2 separate regions of the Homo sapiens genome follow, and region 2 is linked to region 1. A link is a loop called in an ENCODE intact Hi-C map of the cell type or tissue named here. Cell type or tissue: natural killer cell. All regions are shown on one strand. Links, peaks and the distances in the headings refer to the core of each region. The heading gives the core; the rest is flanking DNA.

Region 1 (2,909 bases), core at 186-2,685:
CATGTGCAGATCACCACGCCCAGCTAATTTTTGTATTGCTTGTAGCGACAGAGTTTCACCATGTTGCCCAGCTAGTCTTGAACTCCTAGACTCAAACAATCTGCCCATCTTGGCCTCCCAAAGTGCTGGGATTATAGGCATGAGCTACCACCCCCAGCCTTTTGTTAATTAGTAGTTTCTAATATTTCAAGATCAGGAGATTTCACATAAAAGCCAGGTATCCTATCTCTGTTGTAAAATGAAAAGATGTGATATTCCAGGTTCACATTTTCACAAAGAAGCACCAAGCAGCTGGAGCTAGGTAGTAGCTGCCCCCTTCAGATGGGGCATGTGCTTACAGGTTCACTGTAGACCCCACCACTCCCTAATGCCTTACGTTCATCCTGCTTCCCTCTTTAAGGTTACCTATCTGTGCCTTCTAGATGCGGGAATTTGTAACTTCTGTCTGGTAGAATGAAGGATAGCTCCCAAAGATAAGCAGGGTCTAATTCCTGGAATCTGTGAATGTTACGGTATATGGCAAAAGAGAGTTTTCAGGTGGAATTATGTTAAGGGTCTTGAGGTAGGGGGATCACCTTGGATTCTCCTGGTGGACCCTAAACGCCATCACAAGTGCTATCGTAAGTGGGAGCCAGAGGGGAGATTTGACTGAAGATGCAAGTGAACAACAGAATTAGAGTTGAGAATGATATGGCCATAGCTCAGAAATGCCAGAAGCTGGAAAAGGCAAGGAAGGAATCCTCCCTAGAGACTCCCCAAGAAAACAGTCCTGCTGATGCCTTGATTTTAGCCCCCTAAGACTCATTTCAGACATCTGGCCTCCAGATCTGTAGCAGGGTAAGTTACTGTTGTTTTAGCTACTAAATTAGTGGTTGGTTGTTACAGCAGCAATGGAAAAGTAATACATCCTGCCAGCTAGTGAGCTCAACAAATGCCTTGAGTGCCCAGAGTGCAGTGGGCAGGCCCTACCCTTGAGGAGCTCGTACCCTAGAAGGAGAGGACAAAATGATCATGGCAGTGGAACGTGATCAAAGCAACAGAGGGATAAGCCCCAGGGACTCTAGGAACATACCTGAGGAATCTCTAATCCAGGACCGCAGATTTCCAGAAGGGGCTGTTTTCCAGCTTTACTTATAGGAGACATGTATGCATCCATCTCTGCTGAGCAGCAAAACTCTGCCATGGCCTCAAGCGTGCTGAGGCCAAGGGACATGGTGTGTGTGCACGGGTAGGTGGAGGCAGGGGGAGGCCCTGCGGAGGGAGGGAGACTCCTCACCTTGCACGCTGGATGAACTGGGTTGCTTTCTCAGCATACTTCTGGGCAAGGCTGCTCAAGTTCACCGGCTGCTCCACAATGTTGAGGTTTTCATAAAGAGGGAGGGCCACGTCAGTGTAACAGTCTCTTTGAAGGTTCCTGTGTGGAAACCACAGACCATAGAGTATTCATTTCCTACGTACTCACGGAGCAGAACTAAATGCTTTAATGCAACAATGCATATGCACATAAATACAACACTCTGGCCCCAAATGATTTTTCTGGTTGGCCATTTCCTCCAAGTGTAAAAGTCTATGCATAATGCTTTCTTCCATTCCCTTTGAATAGATATTTATGTTCCATGGACGAGCTGACCACTCTGTAAAGCTTGCAAAGACTCTCGTGAGCTAGGGACATTATTTTTTATTACTTGCATTTTGCGGGGAGAGAAACTGAGGTCTAAAGAACCTAAATGATGTCAAGCAGAGTCCCACCACCAATCAGTAGCCCCATTGCTGGCTTTCTCTGCTGTCTCACTTCAATCCCAGCCTCTGTGTATGGCGTGCAACTCAGCGTTTTCCGAAGTCAACAATTGGGACTTCATGTAATAGCAGGTCTGTCAATAGGACAGAATATATAAGATGGGCCAGGTGCAGTGGCTCATGCCTGTGATCCCAGCACTTTGGGAGACCGAGGCCAGCAGATCACTTGAGGTCAGGAGTTCGAGACCAGCCTGGCCAGCAGGGTGAAACCCTGTCTCTACTAAAAATACAAAAATTAGCTGGGCATGGCAGTGCACATCTGTAATCCCAGCTACTCAGGAGGCTGAGGCAGGAGAATCATTTGAACCCGGGAGGCGGAGGTTGCAGTGAACTGAGATCATCCCACTGCACTCTACCCTGGGTGACAGAGTGAGACTCCATCTCAAAAATAAATAAATACATAAAAAGGAATACATAAGATGGGTTGGGACAATTTTAATTTTAAGCCATGTTTGCAGAATTTGGAGAAACTTCAGCAGTTGGAAAAAAAATAAGAGTCAAACTAATAACATCTCCTGGAAAAAAAAAAAAAACAAGCTCATGGCCAGACGCCGTGGCTCACGCCTGTAATCCCAATACTTTGGGAGGCTGAGGCAGGCAGATCACCTGAGGTCAGAAGTTCAAGACCAGGCCAGGCACAGTGGCTCATGCGTGTAATCCCAGAACTTTGGGAGGCCAAGGCGGGTGGATCACCTAAGGTCAGGAGTTCAAGACCAGCCTGGCCAACATGGTGAAACCCCATCTCTACTAAAAATACAAAAATTAGCCGTGGTGCTGCACGCCTGTAGTCTCAGCTACTCAGGAGGCTGAGGCAGGAGAATTGCTTGAACCTAGGAGGCGGAGGTTGCAGTGAGCTGAGATTGCGCCATTGTACTACAGCCTGGGCGACAAGAGCAAAACTCCATCTCAAAACAAAACAACACAAGCTCAAGTTTTGGTCTTACAGATTGAAATGAATCTGACCCATAGCTGCCCATCAATGTGGCTGAGTCATGGTCTGACTCTGGTCATGATCTCTGGCAAGTTACTTAAGCTCCCAGAGTTATCTCCTTATCCGTAGCATTGGAGGGCCTGTGCCATCCTTACAGGGGTGCTGGTGGTCTAAGGGAGAT
Region 2 (2,909 bases), core at 226-2,725, 180 kb after region 1:
GTCCCAGCTACTCAGGAGGCTGAGGCAGGAGAATGGCGGGAACCCGGGAGGCAGAGCTTGCAGCGAGCTGAGATCGCGCCACTGCACTCCAGCCTGGGCGACAGAGCGAGACTCCACCTCAAAAAAAAAAAAAAAAAAAAAAAAAAAAAAAGGCAATCATCTGCAACCCCTAACTGGCCTTCTAAATACTGCACATTTGAATTTATAAAATATATTTATGCTAACAGAATGACTTCTTACCTGTTACTTATATGAATCTTACTAAGTTTCATTCAAAGAAGGGTCCTACTTCTAAAAAGAAACAGTATAAAATCATTGTCACAAGAAAATGATCATTTCATACTAGGAAAGTTTGGCTTCAAAAAGATGTACCACACAATGTTTATAGAGTTGGTTCAGTGAACCATGCCATGGCTCACAGGCCAGATCTGGCCACCACCTGTTTTTCTAAATAAAGTCTGATTGAAACACAGCCATGTGCATTCATATATGCATTGTCTGTGGCTGGTTTTTTGCCGTAATGGCAGAGCTCAGTAGTTCTAAGAGAGAACTTGTGATCTGCAAAGGCCAGAACAAATACCACCTAGCTCTTTACAGAAAAAGCATGCTAATTGCTGGTTTATGATGATATAAAAATTGGAACCAACCTAAATGTCCAAGAAAAGGGGATTGATCAAATTACAGCGCACCCCCTTCAGCAAATGGAATGCAAAGCCCTTGTTGAAAAATGCTGGCCGGGCACGGTGGCTCATGCCTGTAATCCCAGCACTTTGGGAGGCTGAGGCAGGTGGATTACCTGAGGTCAGGAGTTTTGAGACCAGCTTGGCCAACATGGCAAAACCCCGACTTTACTAAAAAAAAAAAAAAAAAAAAAAAAAAAAATGCAAAAATTAGCCGTGTGTAGTCGTACACACCTGCAATCCCAGCTACTCAGGAGGCTGAGGCAGGAGAATAACTTGAACCTGGGAGATGGAGGTTGTAGTGAGCCAAGACTGCACCACTGTTCTCCAGCCTGGTAAACAGAGCACTCCTCCACCTAAAAAAAAAAAAAAAAAAAAGTTGCAGTTTAGCAGCTCTTAGGTTTGGCTGCATATTTAAACTACTTGGGGAGTTTTTTTTTTTTTTTTTAATTCCAAACCTCAGGCCACCTCAGATGAATTAAATTTGACTGTAGGTGTGGAACCCAGGCATTGACATTTTTAAAGCTTCCCCAGGGATTCTAATGCAGTGCCACTGTTGTAGAATATTTAATGAGGCCAGATACAGTGGCTCATGCCTCTTATCCCACCACTTTCGGAAGCTGAGGTGGCAGAAGCACCTGTAGTTAGGAGTTTGGGATGAGCCTGGCCAATGTTGTAAAACCCTTGTCTCTAATAAAAATACAAAACTTACCCCGGCGTGGTGGTGGACACCTGTAATCCCAGCTACTTGGAAGGCTGAGGCAGGAAAATCGCTTGAACCCAGTGTGTCTAAAATCGGTGGGTTCTTGGGCTGACTTCAAGAATGAAGCCGCAGACCCTCGCAGGTGGTGTCACAGTTCTTAAAGGGGGCCTGTCCAGAGTTTCTTCTTTCTGATGTTCTGAAGTTCGGATGTACTTGCACTTTTTTCCTTGCGCTGGGTTCATGGTCTCGCTGGCTCAGGAGTGAAACTGCAGACCTTCATGGTGGGTGTTACAGCTCTTAAGACAGTGCCTGTGGAACTGTTAGTTTCTCTTGGTGGTTTTGTGGTTTTGCCAGCTTCAACAGCAAAACCTTAAACCTTCACAGTGAATGTCACAGCTCATAAATGCAGTGAAAATCCAAAGTGATTAGCAGCAAAACTTACTGTAAAAACGGGGGGAAAAACCTTCCCATTATTTGGAAGAGAATCAGAGCGGGTTGTTACGGGTGGCTCCAGCAGCCTGCTTTTATTCTTATCTGGCCCCACCCACATCCTGCTGATTGGTCCATTTTACAGAGAGCCGATTGGTCTATTTTACAGAGAGCTGATTGGTCCGTTTTGACAGGGCACTGATTGGTGTGTTTACAATCCCTGAGCTAGACACGAAAGTTCTCCACGTCCCCATTAGATTAGCTACAGAGTGTCGATTGGTGCATTTACAAACCTTGAGCTAGACACAGGGTGCTGACTGGTGCATTCACAAACTCTGAGCTAGACACAGGGTGTTGATTGGTGTGTTTACAAACCTTGAGCTAGATACAGAGTGCTGAGTGGTGTATTTACAATCCCTTAGCTAGACATAAAGGTTCTCCAAGTCCCCACCAGACTCAGGAACCCAGCTGGCCTCACCCAGTGGGTCTCGCACGGGGGCCACAGGTGGAGCTGCCCGCCAGTCCCGCGGCCTGCCCCCGCACTTCTCAGCCCTTGGGCGATGGATGGGACCGGGCGCCGTGGAGCAGGGGGCCGTGCTCCTCAAGGAGGCTCAGGCGGCGCAGGAGCCCACGGCGGCGGGGCGGGGCAGACTCAGGCATGGCGGGCTGGAAGTCCTGAGCCCTGCCCCGTGGGGAGGCAGCTAAGGCCCGGCCAGAAATCGAGCGCAGCACCCGTGGGCCAGCACTGCTGGGGGACCCGGCGCACCCTCGGTAGCTGCTGGCCTGGGTGCTAAGCCCCTCACTGCCCGGGGCCGGCAGGGCCGGCCAGCCGCTCTGAGTGCGGGGCCCGCCAGGCCCACGCCCACCTGGAACTCTAGCTGGCCCGCAAGCGTGGCGCGCAGCCTCGGTTCCCGCCCGTGCCTCTCCCTCCACACCTCCCCGCAGGCTGAGGGAGCCGGCTCCGGCCTCAGCCATCCCAGGAAGGGGCTCCCACAGTGCAGCGGCGGGCTGAAGGGCTCCTCAAGCACAGCCAGAGTGGGCGACGAGGCCGAGGAGGCGCCAAGAGTGAGCCAGGGCTGCCAGCATGCTGTCACCTC

What was found. Peaks named below come from ENCODE experiments on the same cell type or tissue, not always from the same donor. Only the 100,000 strongest peaks of a DNase experiment are listed, where the experiment ranks them.
Region 2: it touches region 1 in a loop (5-fold over the local background); 4 of 110 quality-filtered maps call a loop at or near these places.

Annotation. Positions count from the first base shown.
Region 1 is chr17:68,355,172-68,358,080 of GRCh38, reverse strand. ARSG (arylsulfatase G) reads right to left here. Exons shown (of 12, transcript NM_001267727.2): 6 at 1,277-1,414. Among named protein-coding and RNA genes, the nearest start is that of ARSG, 65 kb to the right of the region's middle. RefSeq lists an enhancer at 1,274-1,333. In natural killer cell, for the core only: no CTCF peak of the experiment used is centred there; DNase peaks (open chromatin) are centred at 940 and 1,390; H3K4me3 peaks cover 304 bases; H3K27ac peaks cover 1,781 bases.
Region 2 is chr17:68,179,678-68,182,586 of GRCh38, reverse strand. LOC105371870 (a long non-coding RNA gene) reads right to left here. Exons shown (of 4, transcript XR_934937.4): 2 at 915-1,036; 3 at 241-291. Among named protein-coding and RNA genes, the nearest start is that of AMZ2, 67 kb to the left of the region's middle. RefSeq lists an enhancer at 341-470. In natural killer cell, for the core only: no CTCF peak of the experiment used is centred there; DNase peaks (open chromatin) are centred at 476, 1,086 and 1,706; H3K4me3 peaks cover 1,727 bases; H3K27ac peaks cover 1,944 bases.